Linked DNA regions of Mus musculus: regions 2 and 3 are each linked to region 1. A link is a loop called in an ENCODE intact Hi-C map of the cell type or tissue named here. Cell type or tissue: gastrocnemius. All regions are shown on one strand.

What was found. Hi-C counts contacts between places; a loop is a spot of excess contacts. Peaks named below come from ENCODE experiments on the same cell type or tissue, not always from the same donor. Only the 100,000 strongest peaks of a DNase experiment are listed, where the experiment ranks them.
Region 2: it touches region 1 in a loop (2.6-fold over the local background); 20 of 42 quality-filtered maps call a loop at or near these places.
Region 3: a loop joins it to region 1, with 7 times the contacts of the local background. A loop is called at or near these places in 25 of 42 quality-filtered maps.

What each region holds. Positions count from the first base shown.
Region 1 is chr6:39,779,802-39,784,801 of GRCm38, reverse strand. No RefSeq gene overlaps it. Among named protein-coding and RNA genes, the nearest start is that of Mrps33, 29 kb to the left of the region's middle. In gastrocnemius, a CTCF peak has its summit at 1,894 (motif pointing right); DNase peaks (open chromatin) are centred at 1,070 and 3,776; H3K4me3 peaks cover 1,534 bases; H3K27ac peaks cover 1,480 bases.
Region 2 is chr6:39,622,345-39,627,344 of GRCm38, reverse strand. Braf (Braf transforming gene) reads left to right here. Exons shown (of 22, transcript NM_139294.5): 19 at 3,635-3,766. All of the region lies in intron 1 of Gm34389 (a long non-coding RNA gene), which reads right to left. Among named protein-coding and RNA genes, the nearest start is that of Gm34389, 8.3 kb to the right of the region's middle. In gastrocnemius, no CTCF peak of the experiment used is centred here; no DNase peak of the experiment used is centred here.
Region 3 is chr6:39,460,538-39,465,537 of GRCm38, reverse strand. It overlaps Dennd2a (DENN/MADD domain containing 2A), which reads left to right. Exons shown (of 19, transcript NM_172477.4): 17 at 248-487; 18 at 1,240-1,326; 19 at 2,087-3,160. The coding sequence ends at 2,118. Among named protein-coding and RNA genes, the nearest start is that of Gm52860, 7.4 kb to the left of the region's middle. In gastrocnemius, a CTCF peak has its summit at 2,461 (motif pointing left); DNase peaks (open chromatin) are centred at 445, 2,453 and 3,905; H3K4me3 peaks cover 259 bases.

The sequences.
Region 1 (5,000 bases):
CTCTGTCTTCAGCATCGCAAATGCTAGGGCACCACCAGACCACACTTAAAAGAGACACAAAGCCACGTCTGTTCCCTTTTACTAGATAATTGCTTTGATGTTATTGAATTTTATTTAACAAATGTAAATGTTAGTTAACAAATGTAAATGTTATTTAACAAATGTTCAGAGAAACAGGACTATTTGAAAAAAATGTTACAAAATTACTGTATAATCTTTGCCCAGAAACCCCAAAAGATTAAAAAATTCAAGACCTTCTGGCACTGTGCACACGTGTTGGAAGGGTAAGAGGAGGAGGGGAGATGTAATGTACATTGTAAAATTTTTTGAAGGTAAAGAAAAAAATATGTTCTTTGGCCTGTAAATATTTTTCATTCTCTAAACCAACGAAATTCTATAGCCATAATACATGACCATAATGCAATTACCAAATCATCCTGGTTGTCACATTATTGATATTGTTTAAATCCTGTTAGTTAAAGTCATATCTAAGTTTTTTTCAATTGCCACAATAATGACTTGTCGTTGTTTTGTTTATTCAGAGTCTGGCTACATAGCTTAAACTGTCTTGGAATTCACAGTCCTTCAGCCTCAGCCCCATTAAGTCCTGAAATTACAGGTTTACATCACCAGGCCCAGCCAATCATGAGTTTTACAGGAAAGGAAGGCCCAGATGATGAACCGAACTCACTTGTCCTACCTCGATGCCCTCCTTAAACTTAAGCCGCTCCTTCGCTCATGCTCATTCGGCTTTCCTTGTTTTTCATGGGCTCTGCATCTGCCTCCCAAGTGCTGAGATCAAAGGCCTGGCTATGTTATCCTTTAGGAGGGGGCGGGGGGGGGGGGAGAGAGAGGGGGGGAGAAGAGAGAGAGAGAGAGAGAGAGAGAGAGAGAGAGAGAGAGAGAGAGAGAGAGTCTTTCTGATCAGTACAGTCTGGTTCTTCTATAGCAGGCTGCTCACTCGGGAATTATCTAGTGTTTCCTCAGGACTCCAGTCAGTTACCTCGAGTGCAGCCTCTCCAGGCTTCCCACCCAGAAGTCTGCGATGTTCCATTTCAGCGGAATACATTTGGGCCTGGCGCCAGTAGAGGCCAGAAGAGGGAGTCGGATCCCTTGGGAACAGAGTTGCAGACAGTTGTAAACTGGCATGTGGTTGCTGGGGATTGAACCTGGGTCCTCTGTTAGAGTGCTCTTAACCTGCTCTTAACTGCGGAGCCATTTTTCTGTTCCCTGGAGCATTTTTTTAAAAAGATTTATTTATTATTACATATAAGTACACTGTAGTTGTCTTTAGACACACCAGAAGAGGACATCCGATCTCATTATGGATGGTTGTGAGCCACCATGTAGATGCTGGGATTTGAACTCAGGACCTTTGGAAGAGCAGTCAGTGCTCTTAACCGCAGAGCCATCTCTCCAGCACCCACCACCACCACCACCACCAAGCAATTTTTAAAAGGTGGATTGTTTTTTATTCCTCCCCAAATTCCCAAAGATACTGGTGAAAAATGCTGGTCAGTGTCACAAGACTCCAGATTTAAAGATACTGACTTTCCCCCTCCCCTACTTCTCCCTCTTGCTCCAGCCTGGCTCTCTCCAGCCCATAGGTTTTTTGGTTTTTGTTTTTAATTTGTTTCTCATTATAGATAGTTGTGAGCCACAATGTGGTTGCTGGTATTTGAACTCATGACCTCCAGAAGAACGGTCAGTGATCTTAGCCGCTGAGCCATCTCACCAACCCAAAGATACTGATTTTTAATTAGTAGATCTCTAATCTATATATTTAGCGATTTCCTTATTAAGTGTAAATTTCACTTAAAACTTAACCTTTGTTGTCATTTTTGTTTTTTACTTCACTCAGCTTATATATTTTCCTGTAATTAGGGTACTTTCCACCAGGTGGCAGTACTGTCCCAGTCATAGTAATCTGTCCAGCAAAAAAATTTCCCTTACAAAGGGTGTTCCAGAACACGGGGATGGCTCACATCACCTAGCAGGTGAGAAGTCCTAGCTTTGGTCCCCAGAACTCCCAAAAAGAAAAGGACAGTATAGCCAGGCACTCAGGACGCAGGGACAGACAGCTCTGTGTAAGTTCCCAGCTAGTTTGGTCTATGTAGCAAGTTTCAGACCTGCCCAGCCTATATATAGTATTTCTTTTTCTATTTTGAAGTGTACTAATATGTAAGTACATTTCTGAACCGAACTGGATATGATATATATTTCCCAAAATAAAATAAAATAAAATAAAAGCTTGTTCTAATCTTCATGGTTTGGCCAACAGTGTCCAAGGCTCGCTCACCAGCACACAGCTTTTCATCAGCGCCTAGGAGCTACACACCTTAAATTACACCCTGAAATCAAAGCTTAACTGGAGGCCACCCCAGTTAGATCAAGTCTGACTGTTGGCAGGCTTGAAGATGGAGGATGAGGCTACCGTAGGCCAATGTAAACACAGGAGGTCCTGACCACTCTGCTAGTGGCTATCTGGGGGGTAAAGTCTATAGTCCCCTGACCCAGGCTGGAAAAGTGAGAAACTTCCAAGTCACACTGATGCTATCTCCCCCACATTCCTAATCTTCTAGGAATTTCAGGGCTGCCTCGCCTCTACCGCCTTGAAATGTTATCTCGTATGAAAAAAAAAGGAGGCAAGAAATGCTATGTCTGGTAGGCCGCTTGCAACTGCAGACTTTAAAAATCCAAGCTGGAAAACAGCCTTAGAGAAGTAGCTAAAACCCCACGCCGAGGCTGTTGACCAGTCTGGCGTGCCAGCGGCTAAGTATTTTACCCTCGGTCCCTTCAGGTACAAATCAAACCGGAGTTACATAGGACTCTTAACAAACATGCTCTAACAGGCACATGTGTGGACTTGTGAAATCTGTGGTCACTTCCTAAGGCCGGGCTCACAAAGCCAGTTCTTAACAAACATGACTAAGAGTAGTTCCTCTTAGTCATGACGCCTGCGTTTCACATAGGTTCCAGAGCGAGGTTTTGCTGGGAGCTGCTGAACCAGTCATTTAGGCTTCTTCTAAGAGTGGATGATTATGAAGGCATATCATAAGTGGAACTGAAAAGCAAATGAACGCATCGCCAACAAAAATACTTAAATAATTTAAATTGGCCTAAAAAAAAAAAAAACACTCACACACAAACAAAAAACAAAAGCAAAAGCAAAAAAGCAAGCCAGCCCACTGTGTCTGCTTCCCGGCTAGCTGACTCTCGTTCTGTACCCTGGGGCTCACAGTTTCCTCCGAAGGAGCTGTTTCTGGTTATTACAGGAAAGGCATTCATTCCCAGGCAGATCTCCCCTACAGTTTAGCTCCTCTGGCCTCACACCCGATGTGTGTTTACCCAGTGTCTCCCTGTCTCTGTGTGGTTGGTGTGTGTGTTTGGGGGATGGGGAGGGGGAGGGGGCGCGTGCGTCAAAGCCAGGACCTCTACCACTGAGTTACGTACTCAGGCCTCTTGTGCTTTATTGTACTTTAGTTTCTGTTGGTTTCCCTGCAAAAGGAGCGACAGAACCTTTTACAACAAACACCAAGCAGTCATATACCATCAGTCCTTAAATCCACGGATATCTTAGTCTCCTCTAGAAGCTCAGAAAGAAAACCAAGAGGAAGAAAAGGAGCACAGAGAACTAGGGGGTGAAAGGTCATTTGTCCGGGGAGGAGAATTTCCCAGTAACACCCCACCCCCTCCCCCCTGGCTTTCTGTGACCGGCAGCTCATCCTGCTGTCAGCAGACAGCCGCTCAAAGCGCTCCTGCTGAGATTTGCAGTCCAACTGGTTCCTAACAGGCAGCAGTTTTAACGACAAGAATCTTTACCTTTGCCTTCCAGACCCAGGAAGAGATAAGTCTGTGTGGCTGCAGGTTCCCCAGCCAGCTGCCTCTAACTCCCGCACTCCGGAGACTAAGGCAGGAAGATCACCAAGCCACAAGTCCGGCCTGAGCTGCACGCATACAACGCGAGACCCTGTCTATACGATTTCATTTTAAAAACAAAAGTTAAATATACACATACCAAAAAAGAAAGAAAGAAAAGAAAAATAGAAGGCTTTATTGAATCTTATCAAGTGGAGATAATGTTCTGAAGTTAAAAATAGGTTTGTAAAAGGGAGCTGGTGGGCACAGCACTCACTGCCCTTGCAGAGAACCCAGATCCAGTTCCTGTCCAGACGTCGCTCACAAGCATCTGTGACTCAAGTCTGGAGCCCTTTTCTGGCTTCCATGGGTCTAGACACACAAAATGATCGTACACATAAACTTTTTAGATATACAAAAGTAACCAGGCATGGTAGCCCATACTTTTAATCCTAGCTCAGGAGGCAGATCTCTGAATTCAAGGCCAGCCTGATCTAAATAACAAGTTCCAGGGATACACAGAGAAACCCTGTCTCAAAAATGAAAAACAAAAAACAAACACACACACACACACACACATACATATATATGTGTGTGTGTACATATATGTATGTGTATATGTATGTGTGTGTATATACATATGTATATGTGCAAGTTGGACAGTTGGTCCAGCTTGAAAGCACTGGCTGTTCTTCTGAAGGGCATGTTTGATTCCCAGCACCCACGTATTGGCTCACTATCATCTATAACTTCAGTTCCAGGGGATCCAAAGCCCTCATCTGACTTCTATGGGGTTCTAGGCACACATAAACATGCAGGTGAAATATTCCTAGACATAAAAAAATAATTCTTTAAAAACACAAAAAGGAACTGAAGGTATAGTATAGTTCAGTGGTAGAGCATGTTTTTAGTATGCAGAAGACCCTAAGTTCCAACCCCAACACCATTTTTTTAAGTAATTGAAACAAACACAAACAAAAGTCAAACAAACAAAACAGCCAGGCATGGATGGCAGCTCATGGTGGGAAAGCAGGGAGATTATGAGTTCAAGTGTTGCCTGCAGAGCAAAATTTTTGTCTCCAAATAAGGTGGGGGCAGATATGGAGCAAAAGGGCTGTGGCCGCAGTTCAACAGCAGAGTAT
Region 2 (5,000 bases), 160 kb after region 1:
AATTATTTTAAAATACTTTGCTGGGCTTAGTAGTGCACACCTTTAGTCCCAACACTCAGAAGGTAGAAGCAGAAATGTAAATGAGCTAAATACCTAATAAAAAATGGAAAGAAAAAAAAAAAAAGAAGGTAGAAGCAGGTATAACTCTGTGACAAGAACAGCCAGAGTTAGGTGACACCCTGTCTAAAAACAAAAAAAAAACCAAAAATTTATGTTCAAATGGTCTGTGTATCTTGCTCTTTTTTTTTTTAAGTTTTGCAAACTTATTCAGAGAGAGAGAGAGAATGAGAATATGCTATTCATAACAGAAAGACTCGCTCACACTTTTATTTGAGCCAAAATTGGAAATAGACCTTCCTCACACTAGAAAGAACTTCATAATTATGGGCCAATTGGAAGAGGAAAGACAAAAGAAAAGGAGGATATTTTTAGTCATCCTGTGCTCTCTGCACAGATCTGTCTCCTTTCTGCTTTGTAGAAGAAAGTTGAAAAGATGAGAACACAGTCTCTGCAGCAGACTGTTGAAGAGTTATTTCTAGGAATCCTGCTGTGAACCCACAGTGGTTTCATGTGACCTTTCAGAGGGTCCCTAGGTCTTTCCTTTATGAAAGCAGTTTTCTTCCTGTCCTTCAGTCAGAACGACACACTGCAGCTGGTTGAATGGAAAAACAAATACAAGATTCCAAGCCTATTGCAGTTAAAACAGAGGAGAGAGAGTTGTGGCTCTGTTGTTACTGAACTTTGTATTAAGAGTAGGTATTCTCTGCTTGCTTAATATTTAAATGAATTAGTAAATAATAGTCAGTTGAGTTTTGATATCTTAAATATTCACAGAGGTAGTCCATATAGACAAACACTGTATGATCTTCAATTATATTTGAATAAAAACAATCCTGAGTCCAATGAGTTTTGAAATATCAGCTCTGAGCCAAATACAGGTGGGGTTTTTTTTTAATATTTATTTATCTAACTTTATTTATTTATTATAAGTTAAGTACACTGTAGTCTGTCTTCAGACACTCCAGAAGAGTGCATCAAATTTCGTTACGGATGGTTGTGAGCCACCATGTGGTTGCTGGGATTTGAACTCAGGACCTTTGGAAGAGCATTCGGTGCTCTTAATCACTGAGCCATCTCACCAGCCCAATACAGGTGTTTTAAACATCTTTGTACAGTTGGGTTACCCTACTAGAAACAGAAAAGTTAGAAGGGCTTTCAAGCCCATATTTGTCTAAATACCCAGAAAGATATGTAGCAGTCTCCAAAAAGCAGATTCTCCAAATAGTAAGGATAGATTATGATTTCTGGGATCAGGGATGAAGTTGGCGCAAGTGGCAAAGTGGGAGGAGAGAAGAAGCTGCCTTTCAGAGGTGGGAGGGAGAACTGCCCTCTGGCCATTAACTTCAAAGTTTCCTGGGCTTCCTTGAGTCCCTTCATCTGAAATGTTAGGTCAGACCAAAGGATGACGAGACCCTTTCTTAGATTCTACATTATAGTTAGCTAAGTTTCCTTTTTAAATCCTTTCATTATACATTTAACTGTTTTAATTAGTTAGAAGAGACTACTTGGTTGTAATCTGGCTTTCAGGAACCTTTTAGGCACATAATTCTAACAAAGATCGTAGTGTGTCCCAGGGAGATGACCTTTTTTGGTTCTGAAATTATAGAGACAAAAATGTAAGGCAGATCATTCACATGCTTTAACAACAGTACAGAAGTTGGTCTAGGTTCAGTCTCTAGGTTTGTTCTTTTTCAAAAGTCATAGTTTATATAGTCAGTAGAGTATTATTCCCTTCTGATCATGTTTTGTTGATACCCTGGGTCAATGAGTTAATCTTTTATTCAGTCATGCTGAAGGTTTTTTAAGAGAACAAAAATAGCCAGCCTATAATGCACTTAATTGTTGAACAAATCTTTCAGGTTGATAACTGCCTTCAGAAAACAATATGGGGAGCTGTAAGAGATTGCTCTGTTGTTAAGAATTCTCTGGCTGATGTTTCAAAAGACTTGCTTTTAGTTCTCAGCACCCAGTGACAACTCCCAAGTGTCTGTAAACTCCAGTTCCAAGGAATCTGAAGCCTTCTTCTGGCCTCCCTAGTGCACAGACAGAACATCATACACATAAAAATTAAAATAAATAGACTGGTTGGGGTAGCACATGCCTTTAGTCCTAGAGGCAGGTGGACCTCTGTGAGTTCCAAGACAGCCAGAGCTACATAGTGAAACCCTGTCAAGTCTTTGAGAGTGTGGAATATTCATAACTTGAAAAGATAATTTGGTCATAAACCAGTTTATGTGGCTCTCTGAATTATTTACAGTAGTCTTTTCTACTTTCATTTATATCTTAAAAGAGAAATACATTTATGTGACAATTTTAATAAATTAACAAATTGATCATCTGGCACACATTTAAGTAGATGGCATGCAACTGTCTAGCCATCTATCAGCAGTGAAAGCAAACTAAATTTTAAAAGACAGTTCTTCAACTGATCTAAATTCTATCCCCTCCAAAAAAATTACTTGTTTATCTTATCATGGTTGTGAGTGGTTTGTTTTATAGCATATCACTAAAATAACACCTGCCAACAAAATTCATAAGAAAAACAAGTGGAGAAGACATTTTCCTCCTCCACTGCTGTCCTTTTCATCTCTTCGGATTTCCCACAGGTCTTCCATCAGTGTTTCTTAACTTTGGGCAGACAGCAGAATCATGTGTAGAGCTCTGCATAGAATATATGGGTCCCACTTGTAGACTCAGATGTTCTGTATCAGACTGGAGTATAGTCAGCACTGAGTCGGCTCCACAGGCAGTTCTGACTTGCAGATCTAGTTGAGTCCTGTTATTCCTCAGGAGAGATACTTCCTTGCCAAGAACAAGAACGTGGTCTTCCTGCTAAATTTGCCAAGTTTCACTAATACCCTTTGCCACTTCTTCAATTCCTTCCTAACAACACAGTGTAAGAGACGCAAAGCAAAGGAATAAACCCTAGTTCTTCACCAGTCATTCTTTGTACTTCATATAAATAAGAAACCGAGTTGTACAGCAGAGTGACTAAATTATGTGAAAATTTGGTAGATATGATTTGATCTTTGTTTGCCCTAGAAGCAGCAACTAAAAATTTAATGAGTCAACCTGTTATATCTTACCTTTGTTAATAAAGCATTTTTTAATACTAAACATTTATGGTGTAACTTGGAAGGATACTTGAATTTTTCAGCCTCTAAATTCTACCACTATTAACATTCCCTGAGTTGAGGAAAATCTTTTTTACCAGTGACAAAACTTATTCCTTGTACCTACTTCCAAGATTTTTATAAGTGCAAGTCTAGTATTTCTTTGCCAATTAAGACTAAGAAGTAGAGATTCATTCTTGAGAAATGGCCACATGCCAGTGTAGATGTTTGTTCAGAAAGAGGGTTACTGATAAAATTATAAAACCTTAATAATGCATCATGAAATCTCAACTCTTTCAGAATATATAAAACGGGGTTTCCCCTTTATCCTAGTTGGATTTATATCTTTGACCATTAGTAGATGATTTCTGTAAGTAAGGTGTTACTCTGTGAATGAATGTTTTTATTTCAGTCTTTATTCAGCTGAAATTAAACTAGATTTTTTTCTTATATTTTTACAGGCACCAGAAGTAATCAGAATGCAAGATAAAAACCCGTATAGCTTTCAGTCAGACGTGTATGCGTTTGGGATTGTTCTGTACGAACTGATGACCGGCCAGCTACCTTATTCAAACATCAACAACAGGGATCAGGTAAACACCGTCTCTGGGAGCTATCTCAGTAGTTCTCCCAAGGCTCTGGTTCTCTAGAGGAAGGGAGGGTGGAGATAGAGGTGACTATACATGATAGAGCTCCTGAGCTCTCAGACCAGCGTTAGAAAGTGTTTGTATTCTTTTGACAGTAGTAAGCTTTTGTTTGAAATGTTGATCATAAATGTTATAGTGGAATAACATCCCCAATTTTGTAACTAGAAATCAGAAGTATATCAATGGAGTATAACCTGTTTCTTGGCTGAAGCAGAACTAAAAGAATGAACTCTGGTGCCTGCTGTGGTGTGTATTGCTTTAATACCAGCACTCAGGTGGCAGAGGCATACATATTTCTCTGAGTTTGAGGTCAGGCTGGTGTAGAGTTCCAGGCTAAACCTGCCTTTTTAAAAACAGAAAAAAAATTAACTTTGCTGTGATCACAGGTATAGTTGTCATTTGATTGTATCACAGGTTGTATTGTCAGAGTAAGGACTCAGCTATGAACATATTTATGTCACATTCTTCCAGAACTATTAAGAAGTTTAAAACAACAAAAAAAACAGCATGAGGGACTGGAAGGTGGTTCACTGGAAGTGTTTGCTGTATGAGCATGAGGCCCTGGGTTAAGACCCTGAGTACACAGAGAAAGCCAGCTGTGGCCATGTTTATAACCTCAGTGCTGGGGGGGAGACAAGGAGAAGCCCAAAGTTGCAGCCTGGTGGAGATATACGTGGCAGATTACAAATAACAGTGAGGTAGAGGAGTGATTGAAGAAGACACCCTGATGCCCACTTCTGCCTTCCACATTCGTCCAGGCCAGGACACTCACATGTATACACACACGCACACACATGAGTGTGCGCATGCCCACACAACAAAACTGGGTAAGAAAGTATGAAATGGCTGCTATATAATGTTGTGGCTTGTCTACAGTGAAAATTCTACCAGAAGGGTACATTTTTACCTCTCCCTTTCTTAGGTTCTTACTCTCTGTTCTTCCTTCCAAAAGATACCAATAACACTTCACAGAGCTTTGTTCATCTGTGTTTTCACACTAAATTCTCTTAGACGTCTCTTTCTTTATTTCCTTCCCTTCTCCCACTCTCTCTTCACCTTTTAACAGACCAGTATTCTGTGATCTAGGCAGGGCTTTAGATCTGGATCTTCTTCCCTTCGTGTCTAGACTCCTGGGAGTTGTAGTTTGTGCCATCAATTCCTGTTTACCAATGCCAGAAAG
Region 3 (5,000 bases), 320 kb after region 1:
AGTAGGGTTACAAGGAGAGAGTGGGGCTCAACCTGTCACCTGGATTTCATTCCAACAATAATCAGGGACTTCCCACTTCCTCCGTTTAGGTTCTAAAATATCTAAAAGAGAGAAAAGGAAACTTTCAGTGCCTTTTCTCTTAGAAGGTCCCGGGTAGCTGTGGAGGGTAGCTGAGATCAGTACCTGACCAGGGCGCCAGTCTACCAACTTCCCTCACTGTCTCGGCTTTTTTGTGCCCCTTGCTCAGGCCCTGAATCCAGTTCCTTGAGTGAGGTGGTGTCCGAAGCCTTTGTCCGCTTTTTTGTGGAGATTGTGGGCCACTACCCCCTGTTCCTGACATCGGGTGAGGAGAGAAGCCTGCAACGAGAGGCCTTCAGAAAAGCTGTCTCCTCTAAGAGCCTGCGGCGCTTCCTGGAGGTCTTCATGGAGACCCAGACGTTCCGTGGCTTCATCCAGGAGCGGGAACTACGCAGGCAAGATGCCAAAGGTTAGGACAGCACACAGGCCTTATGGGGGCAGTGAGGCAGAGGTGCCTAAGGCTCTAAGTGGCTGAGGAGCAGGGGGAAGTCACAACAGTATGATGGAGGCATCAGCCCAGCCTATTCTGTCCATTGTCCCAGCTGGGCGTTCTGGGAGTCTAAAATCTAAGAATGCTGGTAAAGGCTGGTTTGATGGGAGCTAAAGCTGGAAAGGGAAGGCCTTACCTTTGCAGCATGGCTATACAAAGGCCAGAAGCTTCCAGAGGGGCAGCTGGCCCGGGCCTGGGGTTTCCCTGGTGCTATGAACTCAGCTAGAAGCCCTGACTGAACTCCCACGGCAGCCACCAGCATAGGAAAGACAGGCAGCCATACTTGAGGCCGTCCTGATGAGGATTTCCTCAGGACAGGAGAAATGTGTTTAGAGGGTGTGAGAGAGCCGGCCTCCTTCAGGGCTTGCTTCTCCTCAGAAGAGTGGCCAGCTGCATGTAGTCAGGTTGACAGGTCTGTTGGTGAGTGAGGAAGCAGGAATGAGATGGAGTCTCATGTGTGAACGGACTTTACGGCTTCCCACAGACAGCTATTATACAAGGTGGGGCAATTATAAGGACAGTAAAATCCCTTATAAACCCCAGGCTTGAAAGCGTATTTATAGGCACAGCTGCGCCTCAGAAGCAAGGTTTCCCGAGCTATCGAGGAAGAAGGTCAGTGCAGAAGCACAAAGGCAGGCATCTAACATATCCTGGGTATTTCTCCTCACCAGGTCTGTTTGAAGTCCGAGCCCAGGAGTACCTGGAAACCCTGCCCAGCGGAGAGCACAGCGGAGTCAATAAATTCCTCAAGGGACTGGGTAAGGCTGGGTCCCTGTCGCCAGCCTCAGCTCTAAACCATCTTTCCTGGAGTCTTCACTACTTCCATCCACAAGAGCCAGGAACGGTACAGGGTGGACTGTCTACCTCTCTTAGTCTGTCCCTGGGAACTAGGGTGGCCTCACTGACATCCTTGCCACCATCTTCTGAACCCCCGAGTCTTGTGGCAACCAACAGAGGCAGCATGCCCTGGGCGAGGCAGGGAGTACCTTAACACAGGTAGGATTCCTCCCAACCTCCGAATGCCCCTGAGCAAAAAAGAATCATCAAGAGGACTGCTGGTGGTGGCGGCGCACACCTTTAATCCCAGCACTCGGGAGGCAGAGGCAGGTGGATGTCTGAGTTCGAGGCCAGCCTGGTCTACAGAGTGAGTTCCAGGACAGTCAGGGCTACACAGAGAAACCCTGTCTCAAAAAACCAAAAGAAAAAAAAAAAAAAGAAGAATCATCAGGACTACAGTTTAATCAGCAAAAAGGTCCTTAAGGGTGCACACTGTGCTCCAGAGTAAACCCTGGAGGTGGAGGAGGAAGATCAGGAGCTGTGTGACCAGCCAGCAAGACATCACAGCATGTGGCACACAAGCCTAAGTCCAGTCCCCAGAACCCACATAAACGCGGGAGGAGGGAACTGAGTCCACAAAGATGTCCTTTGACTCCACAGCCTGCTGAGAGACACACACTTTCCTGTGCACCCCCTCCCTCCCCTCCCCCCCTGATAAAATGTTCTCACTTTCTTTTTTAGGCAATAAAATGAAGTTTCTCCACAAGAAATAACCCTCATCTTGGCCCAAGGGAAAACCTCCTCCCTACGCCCCAGTCCTCCCAGGATGGACCCCTTAGCTGGGCAGGTGGCACGCGCTCACAACAGCTCCGGAAGGGACCAGCCAGCATGCAGAATGTTGTTACTGTGGTTAGTTGCTTCTGGGACCTTTAAATCTTAGATATTAAAAGAGAAGAAGAAGGAAAGTGTTTGGCTCTTCCTTCATTCAGCTCTCCTGCCCCATCTCATCGCCTCTGGGCCAGCTCATTGACTCTGTGGAGCCAGGAGTTAGGAAGCGCGGCAGCCACAGAAACACTTCTGCCCACGCCACTGCTTCTTCCGCACTGGTCTATGACGCCACCTGGTGGCAGAGACTGGACTTTACTGTTCTTGACTACATTTTCTTTTTTTTTCTCCTAGAAGCCGTATAGCTCCATTCATGCCCCAAAAGTCTGTGGCTTTTAGAGGGACACATTTAAAAAAACAGGAAATCTTGTTAACTGGTAATAAAATGTTCTAAGGGTCCTGAAGTTTCTATTTCCTGTGGCCCAACCATGACACTTAGGCCACTGCTGTGAGCCTGTTCCTCTTGACCAACAAAGCTAGGAGAGGTTTCTGTAGTTGCTTCTCTTTTATGAGAGAGAGGACCCGAATCAGCTGACCTGTGGGGACAGTAAGAGTCTGCAGGAGCCCTGTGTGCAGCAAAGGAAGGTTCTCGGGCTGGCCTCGGGGCTGCCACCCCGATACTGTGAATGCCACCAAAAACTGACTACATCTGGATCGCCTCTGACCTGGGCAGGATTAATAGGAGTGCGTGGCTGGGATGTTGGAGGTAGCCAGAGAAAGCAGGTGAGCACAGCACGGGGGCTCAGGGACCGATTCCACAAGCTCCTAGGCTTAGGTAACTTTCTGATAGCAATATTCTGTGTATTTTTATATTGCCCCCAAGTGATCACAGTTAGTATTTTGGAATATACGTTCTTTTCTAACTTATTTTATATTATACTGTTTTACTTAAGAACTTCAGGTGAATAAATAAATAAGTATATCTTTATCAACATTCCTAGTGAGTGTATAATATTCTATTTTATTGATGTTTTTGTATTTGACTTAAACAAAACCTAAAATAAAATTGGGGGAATGTGCTAGGCGGTGGTGGCGCACACACACCTTTAATCCCAACACTTGGGAGGCAGAAGCAGGTGGATTTCTGAGTTTGAGGCCAGCCTGGTCTACAAAGTGAGTTCCAGGGCAGCCAGGGATACACAGAAAAAACCCTGTCTCAAAAAATCAAACAAACAAACAAATATTGGGGGAATGTACTAGGCTATTTGTATGAAGAGGCTTTTTTCTTTTCCTTTTTCATTTTTTGAGACAGAGTTTCTCTGTATAGCCCTAGCTGTCCTGGAACTCACTTTGTAGACCAGGCTGGCCTTGAACTCAGAAATCCACCTGCCTCTGCCTCCCGAGTGCTGGGATTAAAGGCGTGCACCACCATACCCGGCTCTTTCCTTTTTTTTTTGTTTTGTTTTGTTTTTTTCAAGACAGGGTTTCTCTGTATAGTGCTGGCTATCCTGGAACTCAGTCAGTAGACCAGGCTGGCCTCGAACTCAGAATTTTGCCTGCCTCACAAGTGTTGGGATTAAAGGTGTGCACCCCCTGCCACACTGAAGAGGCTTTTTTTCAGTGGTCTTTATATTAAAAGGGGGAGACACACTGCATGTGTAAAGAAGGCTCAGGCTGGTGAGATGGTGCCACCGCTGGTGAACGCTGCATAGGAGACACATGAAGGTGGAAAGGCGCCAACTCCACCAAGCTGTCTGTGAAATGCATGCCCCTATACAGATGCACACCACACAGGTTTTTATTTGCTTGTTTGTTTATTTGTTTTTAATGCTTTAAAGGATTGGTGATTTTATTTTTAATGTTCATAAAATAGGAATGGCAAGATTCTTATCCCATTAAGACACTTGCCACCACCAAGCCTGACCACCTGAGGTCAATCCCCAGGCCCTCCAAGGTGGAAGAAGAGAACCAGCTCCCACAAGATGTCCTGACCTCCAGACGTGTCATGCCATGTGCTTGCACACACATGTGAACACGCAGTAAATGAAGTAAAACTTTTAAATGGAGACAGGCAGTGGTGGTGCTGCTTCGCTGCCAGGCATTTGGTACGCACCTTTAATCCCAGCACTCGGGCAGAGCAAGCAGATCTTGGAATTCGAGGCCAGCCTGGTCTGTAGAGCAAGTTCTAGGACAGCCAGGGCTACACAGAGAAACCCTGTCTCAAAAAACCAAATTAATAATAAGTTTCTTTTGTCTGTCCTAGTGGTGTGTGCCCTTAGTCCCAGCACTCAGGAGACAGAGGCAAGCAGATCTGAGTTCCAGGCCAGTGTGATCTACAAAGCGCGTTCTAGGACAGCCTGGGCTGCATACAGAGACCCTGCCTCAAAATAAATAAGGTGTCTTTTTGTGTCCCTGTAAATCATGTTTACTGCTATGTCTCCAGTCTTCCCTCTCCTATTTGACACCACAGCATGTACTGCCAGGCATAGTGGCTCAAGCTTAAAATTCCAGCCCTCTGGAGACTGAGACAGGAGGATTGCCATTACAAAACAGTGAAACACACTTTTTAAAAAATACACAGACACACACACACACACCCCAAAAAGCAGGATGAAGGCTAGGGGAAGGAGGAAAGGCCTAGTTAATAAATTACTTACTATGCTAGCCTGAGAACAGTCAGTTCAGTCCACACAACCCATGCTTTAAAAGGTAAGCGGTAGCCGGGCATGGTGGCGCATGCCTTTAATCCCAGCACTCGGTAGGCAGAGGCAGGCAGATTTCTGTGTTTGAGGCCAGCCTGGTCTACAAAGTGAGTTTCAGGACAGCCAGG